Linked DNA regions of Homo sapiens: region 1 is linked to region 2. The links are chromatin contacts, found by Hi-C in ENCODE. All regions are on one chromosome and are shown on one strand. Each heading gives the region's core, a stretch centred on a gene start or an enhancer-like site at or near the end of the contact. The rest is flanking DNA. Distances are from core to core; before and after follow the strand shown.

The links. Hi-C counts contacts between places; a loop is a spot of excess contacts on that map. Pooled maps may share reads with other maps.
Region 1: a pooled map shows a loop between it and region 2 (13-fold over the local background). The contact joins the enhancer-like site here to the promoter of POMP in region 2. A Hi-C loop is called at or near these places in 5 of 50 pooled maps.

The regions. Positions count from the first base shown.
Region 1 is chr13:26,183,744-26,188,874 of GRCh38, reverse strand. It overlaps a transcript of RNF6 not described here. Among named protein-coding and RNA genes, the nearest start is that of RNF6, 36 kb to the left of the region's middle. RefSeq lists enhancers at 2,461-2,510, 2,561-2,730. Within about 2 kb of position 2,299, at least 34 of the 41 ENCODE cell types and tissues checked have a DNase peak (open chromatin) inside an H3K27ac peak, as active enhancers do.
Region 2 is chr13:28,654,876-28,660,473 of GRCh38, reverse strand. POMP (proteasome maturation protein) reads right to left here and starts at 1,344. Exons shown (of 6, transcript NM_015932.6): 1 at 1,287-1,344. The coding sequence starts at 1,289. RefSeq lists a silencer at 1,412-1,471 and an enhancer at 1,692-1,851.

The DNA.
Region 1 (5,131 bases), core at 1,050-3,549, 2.5 Mb after region 2:
GGGCAGATCACGAGGTCAAGAGATTGAGACCATCCTGGCCAACATGTTGAAACCTCATCTCTACTAAAAATACAAAAATTAACCGGGCATGGTGGCATGTGCCTGTAGTCCCAGCTACTTGGGAGGCTGAGGCAGGATAAGTGCTTGAACTGAAGAGGCAGAGGTTGCAGTGAGCCGAGATCATGCCACTCCAGCCTGGCAACAGAGTGAGACTTCATCTCAAAAAAAAAAAAAAAAAAAAAAAAAAAAAAGCTCTTTTGACTTGTCCAACTAAAGCCCCCACTAAAAGGGAGAGAACAGCTGCAGCTTTCACCTAAACTCCCCTCAGTCTTCACTTCTGTGTGTCACCTGCTTCTGGCTTATGCAGTGACTGGAATTTTTGGTTATATTTGTTTTGGAAAGTAAAATGTAAATTCAGCCAGACTCTTGATAATTCCAGTAGTTATTCAACAGTGATCAGTGCGTTTTGACTACAGATTCACTGGTCTCAAGAGTCAGTTGCCCTTCCTCTGTGCCACAATTAAGTCCTTGTCTATGTCTGTCACAAGTGGGGTGGAGGATGGGGTAGAAGGGGAGGGATATTGTTATAATTGCCTCCCTTGCCACCATCAGCACTTCTCACCTGTCCTTGTGAACCACCAGTTTACACTTATAGAATCTAGTTTTGCATCAGCAATTGAGGTCACTTCGCCTTGGAGCCACTGCATCAATCTGAAAGTCTCCATGAGCCACAAGACAGTTGTGATGGTCTGGATGGCAGCCTGCAAATGAGCAGTTACACTCTCTAGAATTCCTAGACTATTAGGGCTGAAGGGACCTTGGATATTAACAGGTTCAAGTCCATTTCACCCAGATGATGAAACTGATGCCCAGACACCTACAGAATCTTGTTTTAGATCACTTGTTGACTTCTAGTTCTATTTTTTGACACCTAGTGTCCAGTGTGCTTTACACTTCAGGCCACTGTGGTCTCAAATAGAGCTAGGAACCAGGTGTGGTGGCACACGCCTGTAGTCCCAGCTAGTTGGGAGGCTGAGGCAGGAGGACTGCTTAAGCCCAACAGTTCAAGGCTGCAGTGAGCTAAGATTGCACCACTGCACTCCATCCTGGGCAACAGATAGAGACTGTCTTAAAAAACCCCCAAAATCAAATAGAGCTGGGGCTAAACATTTAATAAACTCCAGCCTCTGGAGTCCAAGAGATCTGCATTTGAATCCTGACTTTGCCACTGATTGGCAATAAGACCTTGGGTACGTTACTTAACCATTAACATACCCACTAAGTCACCCAATAAGCTTCCAGAACTTGGCCTAATCCCTGGGGAGGGGACCGCAGGAAGAACTAGGGTAATTTTTCTTTTATAACCAGTTCACCAGAGGGGGCCAGGGAAGGGTGGTCGTATGTAGCCCAGAGGAGTCAGAAATTCACCTGAAATCCAGAAAAGAGGCATTTTTCTTGCACACCAGAGCTCACGGGCTGACATTCTCACACTGGACATCCCAGTAAGCCTCCTGCTCCGCGATCCCCAAGGCCATCAGCCTTGCCTGACCTCCAAACGTTTCCCCCTTCTTGTGCCGGCTTAATTTTCCAGGGCTTTCCCCCTTTCTATTCGTCTCCTATCAGGTTCCCGGTCCGAAGGCTAGGACGCCCCACGTCGCAGCCAGGAGCAGAGGCGCCCAAGGTGGCGGTACAAGCCGTCTTCAGGCCTGTGGCCCCACTGATGGCAGAAACAGGAAGCGGGGACAGCCCCAGTCCCGGACCTCAGGCCAAGCAAGGCTCTAGAAAGGTCCCTGACGCTTGCCGGGCGCGGTGGCTCATGCCTGTAATCTCAGCACTTTGGGAGGCCGAGGTGGGTGGATCACGAAGTCAGGAGATCGAGACCATCCTGGCTAACACGGTGAAACCCCGTCTCTACTAAAAATACACAAAATTAGCCGGGCGTGGTGGCGGGCGCCTGTAGTCCCAGCTACTCGGGAGGCTGAGGCAGGAGAATGGCGTGAACCTGGGAGGCGGAAATTGCAGTGAGCCGAGATCGCGCCACTACACTCCAGCCTGGGCGACAGAACGAGACTCCGTCTCAAAAAAAGAAAAAAAAAAAAAGAAGAAGAAAGGTCCCTGACGCTTCCCTGCCCTCCCCGGAGCCGGCGCTCTAGCGCCCCCGGGATCGACGGTCAGCACAGCGAAGGAACGCGCTACCTGTGGCCGAAGGTATAGCGCCGCTGCGGGCCCTGTGAGAGCTGAGAAGACGACGGCGGCCGAGGAGGCCCAATTCCGAGGCTCGGCCCCGTCAGGGTCCGCGCTGGCGGTGTGCGCGTGTACGTGCGCTCGTGCACGTGCATGTGTGTGCGCGCGCCCTAACAGACCTGCTCCGAAGCGTCTCCGCTGACTGCCAGTCGGTAGCGCGACTGGCTGCGGGGCCCACGTGCCACGCAGACGCCCCCCGGCGCGTCCCGCTCTTGCTCTGCGGCCCAACGAGCGCGTTCCTGCCGCGGGACAGCCTTGCAGAGAAACGCGGTCTTACACACGCACTGGCCTCCCGGTCTGGGTTTTTAACTGCTCAAAGCTCCACGCGCCCTGGCGTCTCCACACGGCACTCCAGATGTGTCAGATTTCCAGAAATGTTTTGATCGCTTGCTTTCACTTCTCTTTTTAAGATCTGTTTTTGAACTTTTCCTCTGCGTTGTGTGTATCATGACTCTGACACGTTTTAGGGCCGCGAGGCGGGTGATGAAGCTTTGACATGGGCGCCTTGGTGAATGACCTGAATTCTTACTCCCGAGTAAATCGTCTGACTGGCTTCCCTATCGCATTTTAGGGTTAAAACATACATTTTGTGTTTGTTTCATATCTATGTTTATGTAGACTGCAAGTTTCATAAGGGCACGGGGTGGGAGGGGCTATGGCTCTTTTGCCTCTTACTGTATTTTCAGAACCTAGCAGAAGCTAGGACATAGTGTGTGTTCTCTAAATAGATATTGAATGTGAGGGAGGAAGGAACTTTCCAGAAGTGTGACCTTTGGTTTTGGAAAGGCACAAGGTTCGTAGTTAGGCGTAGAGAACACAAGTTTAGAATCATGGCCTCTACACTTCTGTTGACAATGCATTACTTTAAGTAACAACTTTTTTTTGAGACAGGGTTTCGCTCGTTTTGCCCAGGCTGGAGTGCAGTGGCACGATCTCGGCTCACTGCAACCTCCGCCTCCCGGGTTCAAGCGATTCTCCTGCCTCAGCCTCCCAAGTAGCTGTGATAACAGGCGCCTGCCACCACGCCAGGCTAATTTTTTGTATTTTTAGTAGAGACGGGGTTTCACCATGTTGGCCAGGATAGTCTCGATCTCTTGACCTCGTGATCCGCCCACCTCGGCCTCCCAAAGTGCTGGGATTACAGGCGTGAGCCACTGTGCCCAGCCAAGTAACAACTTTTTTTAAAAAAAATGCACTTCAAATGTATATGTATATGTATTTATTTATAAGTTATAAAAATGTAATGCATGCTCATATATATATTTATGTATTATTACAAAGAGCACACCAAATAGAAATTTTAAAAAGCTAAAATAAAAATAATACCTTGGTCGGGGATGATGGCTCATGCCTGTAACTCCAGCACTTTTGGAGGCCGAGGCGGTCAGATAGCTTGAGCCCATTAGTTCGAGACCAGCGTGGGCAGCATAGTGAGATCCCATCTGTACAAAAAATAATTTGAAAAAATTAGCCGGGCATGGTGGTGTGCGCCTGTTGTCCCAGCTGCTTGGGAGGCTGAGGTGGGAGAATGGCTTGATCCTGGGAAGTTGAGGCTGCAATGAACCGTGTTTGTGCCACTTCACTACAGCTTGGGGTGGCTGAGTGAAATCCTGTCTTAATAGTCAATCAATCAATCAATCAATAAAATGATAACAATACCTACAAGTTCTAAAATAATTTCCTGCAGCGCACTTTGGAGCTCACTAGGTAGACAGTTTGTAGGGAGAGGGCTGCCCTCTACTGGTGGAGGGCAGCTAAGGACATTTGCTTTGGATCGCCTGCCTTCTGCAGGAGTCCACAGATTTATCCTTTGTGGCCTGCACAGTGTGTATGCTTAGCATTCAATCTACGTTATTTTCACTCATAGAAAATGTAAGGTGAGGCATTGTTTTAAGCCAGAACAGCTTTAAAAGGCAGAGATACTCGTATTGTGCAGTCATTATGGACCAGGAAACGTTGAAACATCTGCGAGTAGAAGTGACTCAAAACTGAATGTTCGTCTCTGTAACATCATGGCCAATACTCAATAAAGGGGAAACAATTAGATAATCTGTTCTCATATGTCAAGTCTTACAAATCTTTTTACTTTGAAGACAACTAAATTATACTGTTGTAGTTTTGATAGCAGAATATGCCCTGCTGATTTTTAAGCCTTAGAGACTTCTAGAGCAAAAAGCATAAAACAGATTTTTATACAACAACATGTCTTTTTCACTTGAGAGTTCAGTGTTCGAAGACTTTTAAAGTGCCTTTATGCAGAGGCTAAACTGAGGGAGACTGATTAGAATATAATTTGAGGCGGCCGGGCGCGGTGGCTCACGCCCGTAATCCCAGCACTTTGGGAGGCCGAGACGGGCGAATCACGAGGTCAGGAGATCGAGACCATCCTGGCTAACAGGGTGGAACCCCGTCTCTGCTAAAAATACAAAACATTAGCCTGGCGTGGTGGGTGGCGGGCACCTGTAGCCCCAGCTACTCGGGAGGCTGAGGCAGGAGAATGGCGTGAACCTAAGGAGACGGAGCTTGCAGTGAGCCGAGATCGTGTCACTGCACTCCAGCCTGAGCAACAGAGCGAGACTCTGTCTCAAAAAAAAAAAAAAAAAAAAAAAAAATATATATATATATATATATATATATATTTTATTTATCTGCTGGTGGAGGGCAGCTCCACCAGTATGTATATATATGAATAATTATAAAAAAATAAATATTGTATATATTACATATATAAATAAGTATAAAAAAACCTATATTTTATATATATAAAAATATATAAATAATTCGAGGAATATATTGTAGATTTTTTATGAATTTTCAAGCAAAGTAATCTATACTTTCTGTGAGAATATGAGTGAAAAGTATAGCACAGAATGCAGTTAACCATGAA
Region 2 (5,598 bases), core at 95-2,594:
TAGCCTAGCCTACCTTAAATGTGCTCAGAACACTTACACTAGCCTACAGTCGGCCAAAATCATCTAATACAAAGCCTACTTTATTAAAAAGTACTGGGTATCTCATGTAATTTATTGAATACTGTACTGAAAGTGAAAAACAGAATGGCTGTATTGGTACTCAAATATGGCCTCTACTGACTGTGTATGGATTTCACACCATCATAAAGTCAGAAGATTGTTGAACCACCAGAAGTTGGGGACCTTCAGCAGAGATGTGTGATTGTTGCTTTCCAAATGTATCTTCTATTACTTCCCTATATGAACATTCTCCTCCTTCTGGACTGCTTTATTGTAAAGTAACAAGGTTTCAACGCACAAAGAAAAGGTGAATTCTGACTTCTGGATTCTGTTATTGTCATTTTTCCCAATTTCCTTCTGTAAAATATCAAGATTAGTACTTGCTGTTTCTAATAAAGGAAGGAGCCGAGAAAGGCAAATCTACGAAAACCTAACTACTAGTTACATTTGAGAGTGCCTAAAAAACTTTTTAGATAACGATTAGCAGTATTTACCAATAGAAACTTTCTAGATTTGGATGGATGGCCTACCAGCAGTACCGATATCAGAGTCTGTGGCAATGGTGACTCAGTGTTCTTCTCAAATACCACAACTTCTAAGTTAAAAAGAAAGAGAAAGTGGTGGGGAGGAGAAGGAGGGAGGAGATATACTAACAATACTGGCAAACAGGGAATAGCAACTGTCTGATTTTTTCCCCTCTAACATCTAGCACACTACAAGCTCTCAAAAAAGTTTGTAGAGCAAAGCTGCGTTACACAAATGCGACCTATAGTTGTGGGCTGTTTACTAGGCAGTTACAAGGGCGGGGGCTGGGGGAGATGAGGAGTCTGAGAGCTCTGGGCTCCCAGAGGTTACCCGTCAAGGAAAGGGTCGCCAGCGCCACCCCACAGAACGTTGCACTTTCACGGCTGCCTTTTCCACTTCTGCGCCAAGTAAGGGGAGGAGGTCTGGGCCTGCTGGGGTCTAAGGGATGGAAGGGCGCAAACCGAGCTAAGAGGAGCAGGATGAAGCCGAAGCACTGCTAGTGGGACTAGTGCCGGGCCCCGGCGACAGTCACGACCCACCCAAACCCCGTGACTCGACAGATTATGGCGCCTGAGGCCGGCCTCAGCCCCACGCTGCCGCCGCCGCCGCCACCGGGGACGGGTTGGGAGGCGACTGCCTGTTTCTGCCGAGCCACGGTCCCGAGCCCGCGTGGAACTCCAGCCGCCCGGGTACCCACTCACCATCTTCCGCAGCTCTGCGAACAGCCTCTCTGCCCCGTTACCGTCAGTCGACCCCGCCGCTCACTTCCGTTTCCGAGGGCTGGCCCCCACATCCGCCGGAAGTGCGTCCGTCCTGGCGAGGAAGGAAGGAGGGCGCGGGACGCCGGAGGGAGCTGCGCGGGGCCGAGGCTCCCACGCTTGCAATCCCAAGGGACCCAGGGCCAAGGGCGCAGTAAGGGTGTGGGCTGGGAGGAGGGAGGGGTCGGGACGAGACGTGCCTGAGGGGAGGGAAGACACGGACTCCGGTTTATTAATAAACATCTACGGTTTGTACGGCATTTTAAGATGTGCAGTGTGCTTTTGTAGGTACATCGCCTTATTTAACACAAAACCTCTCTGAGGTAGCTATTACATTTCACAGAAGGGTAAACGAGGCGTAGGTGGTTTGAGTGATTTGCTTGAGATCGTTCGGCTAATAAAGCAAAATTGGGACACAAGGCTTTTGTCATTTTTAAAAAACATAATATTGAAGGCCTGGTATGTTCCGAACCCTGTGCTGAGGCTAGGAATACAAAAAAGGACCAGGCCGGTGTGGCCTCTGGGCTAGAGGAGCAGGGGTACTCCGGAGGCTAGAGGGGAGAGAGGGGACGATAGTGACTACAAATTAAGTAAATGTGATCATGACCGACATATGTTGGGCCCTTTGAATTGCGTTATCAACACAGTTCTAAGTGCTTACATCCTTTATCTCTTTTAATCTTTTCAATAACCTTACAAGTACAATTTACAGGTGAAGAAACCGAGACATGAAGGGCTTAAATAAATATGCCTAAGGACATATTTATGAGTCTAGAATCCATGCTCATTACACTATTCTGTATTGTTCAAATATAATGTAATAAAACGGCCTTATAGTCTGCTGCCACAGGATGGAGACATCTTAGGGAATCTTTGGACTGACAGCTAAAAGATAAGAGCGAACTAGTTTGGGGTAGTAGGATATTTAAAACAACATTACGTGCAGATCTGCTTGTGCAAAAACGGAACTGGAAAGAAGGCCTAAGTCTGGCTAAAGTTCAGAAAGTAAAGTGGAGAGTACTGTGAGATGAGGTTGTAAGTAGATGGAGGCAAGTGGTTTTTGTTGTTGTTTTTGTTTGTTTGTTCTAAATAATGATAGGGTTTAGCTATGTTGCCCAGGTCTGCGTTGAACTCCTGGGCTCAAGCGATTCTCCTGCTGCAGCCGGCTGAGTAATGGGAACTACAGGCGTGCATCATGGGACCTAGCTACAGGTTTTTTATGCAGCCTTTGTAGGCAAGATTAAGGATGAGGCTTTGTCTTTAAAAAGCCATCGAAGGATTTGAGAGAGGAAAATGATAAGGCCATATATGTTATGTATATCCACTGCCATGGTCATACAACTTTGAAGTTCCAGATGTTATGTGTTCTGCCATGCTGTCCTTTAGGTGTCTTCTGGTCCTTCACAATAGCCATGTTTAATCCTGAGATTTGAGTTGGAGTGTTTCGTTTGCATCTTTTTTTCTTTCCGTCAATTCCACCTGAGAAATTGTAAAACTGCGAATCTTTTCTTAAAAATCATTTTAACATTTGCTGATTGCTCACAGTTCAATGAATATGTATTGAACATTTGCTTGGTACTAGATTCTGGAGCTATAAAGAAGAAAAGAGCAATTCCCTGTACCTGAGATGCTTATATATTTTCCTGGGGAAATAGACATGCAAACAGATATTTAAAATGCAGCATGGGCTGGGTGCAGTGGCTCACACCTGTAATCCTAGCACTTTGGGAGCTGGAAGCAGGCAGATCACTTGAGGTCAGTAGTTCGACACCAGCCTGGCCAACATGGCAAAAGCCCATCTCTACTAAAGATACAAAAAAAAAAATTAGCCAGACATCATGGTGCATGCTTGTAGTCCCAGCTATTCAGGAGACTGAGGCACGAGAGTCGCTTGAACCTGAGAGGTAGAGGTTGCAGTGAGCAGAGATCACGCCACTGCACTCCAGCCTAGGTGACACAGCAAGACTCCATCTCAAATAATAATAATAAAATAATAAAATGCAGTGTGATAAATGCTTGATAGAGAAAGGGGCTAAACCAGAAAGTTGTTGGGAGCAGGAGAAAACAGCATTCACGGAAGAGGAACATGTAAAGGCAAGAGATCTGTGAAAAGTCGTGTTGTTATCTGAGTAATGGAAAACATTTCCCTGTGGCTGGAGCTCTGGGTGAGCAGGTGAAGCAAAATGAGATGAGGTTGGAGGGACAGGTTGGGGCCAAAACGAAGGGCCTTCTATGGTATGCTGAGGTTTAGGGCTTTTTCTTATAGACAACAGGAGATAATGGAGGTCTTTTCACAAACATTTGGCATTAAAAAAAAAAAATTCTGGTGGCAGCATGAAGGACAGACTAAGATTGGGAGAAAGTAGGAACCAGGATACCATTTAAGCCACTAATGGTACGCTAAGGTAGTGTCACATACTGGAAAGGCTTTGAAAGGAAGGAAAAAGTAGGAGTGAACCTAAGAAATACCAGAATTCAAAAGACAGCCAGAAGAAGGGGAGCCTGCTTTAAAGGCTATGCCATCTTCGAATCAAAAGGGCAAGGAAGTATTGAGAGGTTAGAAAGTAGTTCAAAAGTAGCTAAAAAGGGATCATAAAGCCCTGAAAATAGGCTTTTGGTGACCAGTGTGAAGAGTTGTTTTAGTGGCTCAGCAAGGAGAAAATTCCCTTTATTTTGAGTCTTACACTCAAGTTTATGTCCTATTTTAAATGGTTTGTTACAGTATTAACTAATACGGGGTACTTTTGAGTATGCTAAATAAGAAGTAAATTAGATTTGATGCTGGAATGATTTAATTATGTTTACTTAAGCTTTATGTTAAATAGCTTAGAGGATAGAACATTAGTAATGATAGCTAACATTTGTTACATGTCAGGCCAGGGTTTAGTTTTTTGCATATATTGTTTCAATTAATCCTGTGAGGTAGATACTATCATTATGCACATTTCACAGAAAATGCTGAGGCATTGTATGAGAACAAGCACCCTATTTTGTTTTACTTTTTGTAGTCGTCTTTGACTTTACTCTTAAGTCAGTCTGGTGACATAGCTAGGTAAACTGAGGACAAATTCAGCTTCATTCACATCTGGCAAGAACCCTCCTCCCTCCTCCTAGCTCTTTCCCCATTTGTTACCTCATCTGTCTCCTGTTTGGGTACTATTCTTGTACTTCATCTTGTCAGCTGAATTTGGGTCTTCTGACCTAAATTTTAGTGCTCCCTAACGATCTAAAATTACACTTAACTTTGCTCTTTTCTGTTATTTGCCTAAGCTTGGCCCTGGGCACCCAAACCCTATTACCCAGCCTGCTTGGTTAGCCCCCTCTTAAAAGCTGCTTTGTCTCCACAGCACAGTGCCTTGCATACTTTAGGCAGGTACTCAGCAGGATTTTGAAATCTAGTATGTAGTGAGTGTCTCTTTAGAACTTAAGAAGCTGGAAGAGGCATAGAGAAGAGAGGTCTGAAAATGTCTCAGAGCTAAGGAAGATACGATGTTGAGATAAGGGAATGACCAGTGATGTCAGATAATGATTATGGGAAGATCGATGGGGTTTGGCAAATGGGATGTCATTTGCATAATCTTCTGGTGAGCAGTTTAACTATAAACCAGATTGTTAGGAATGAAGAATTTATAAGAAGAAAATGGAGGCAGCCAAATTTTATAGATCATTCTTTTCAGAAAGTTGTCCATTTCAAAAAATAGAATCAGGATTTTGGTTTGAATGAAAGTTGGGTTTTGTTTTTGTTTCATGTGCATGATTGGACAGACCAAAGTTTGTTAGGCAGATGTTAGAAAGAGTTGGTGAAGGGGCAAGAGTGAAGACAGCAGGGAAGAGAAGCAGCAAGAAGGAATGATTGAGATAATGATCTCTCAGATGCCCAGAACAGTTGTGAGAGGGAATCAAGGACAAAGATGCAGCTGTTAGAAAAAGGAGGCAGGCCCAGGCGCAGAGACTCACTCCTGTAATCCTAGCACTTTGGGAGGCTGAGGCAGGTGGATCACCTGAGGTCAGGAGTTCAAGACCAGCCTGGCCAACATGGTGAAACCCTGTGTCTACTAAAAATATAAAATTAGCTGGGCATGGTGGTGCACGCCTGTAATCCCAGCTACTCGGGAGGCTGAGGCAGGAGAATCACTTGAACCCAGGAGGTGGAGGTTGCAGTGAGCCGAGATGGTGCCACTGCACTCCAGCCTGGGCGACAGAGCGAGACCCTGTCTCAAAAAAAAAAAAAAAAAAAAAAAAAATTATGCTTCCC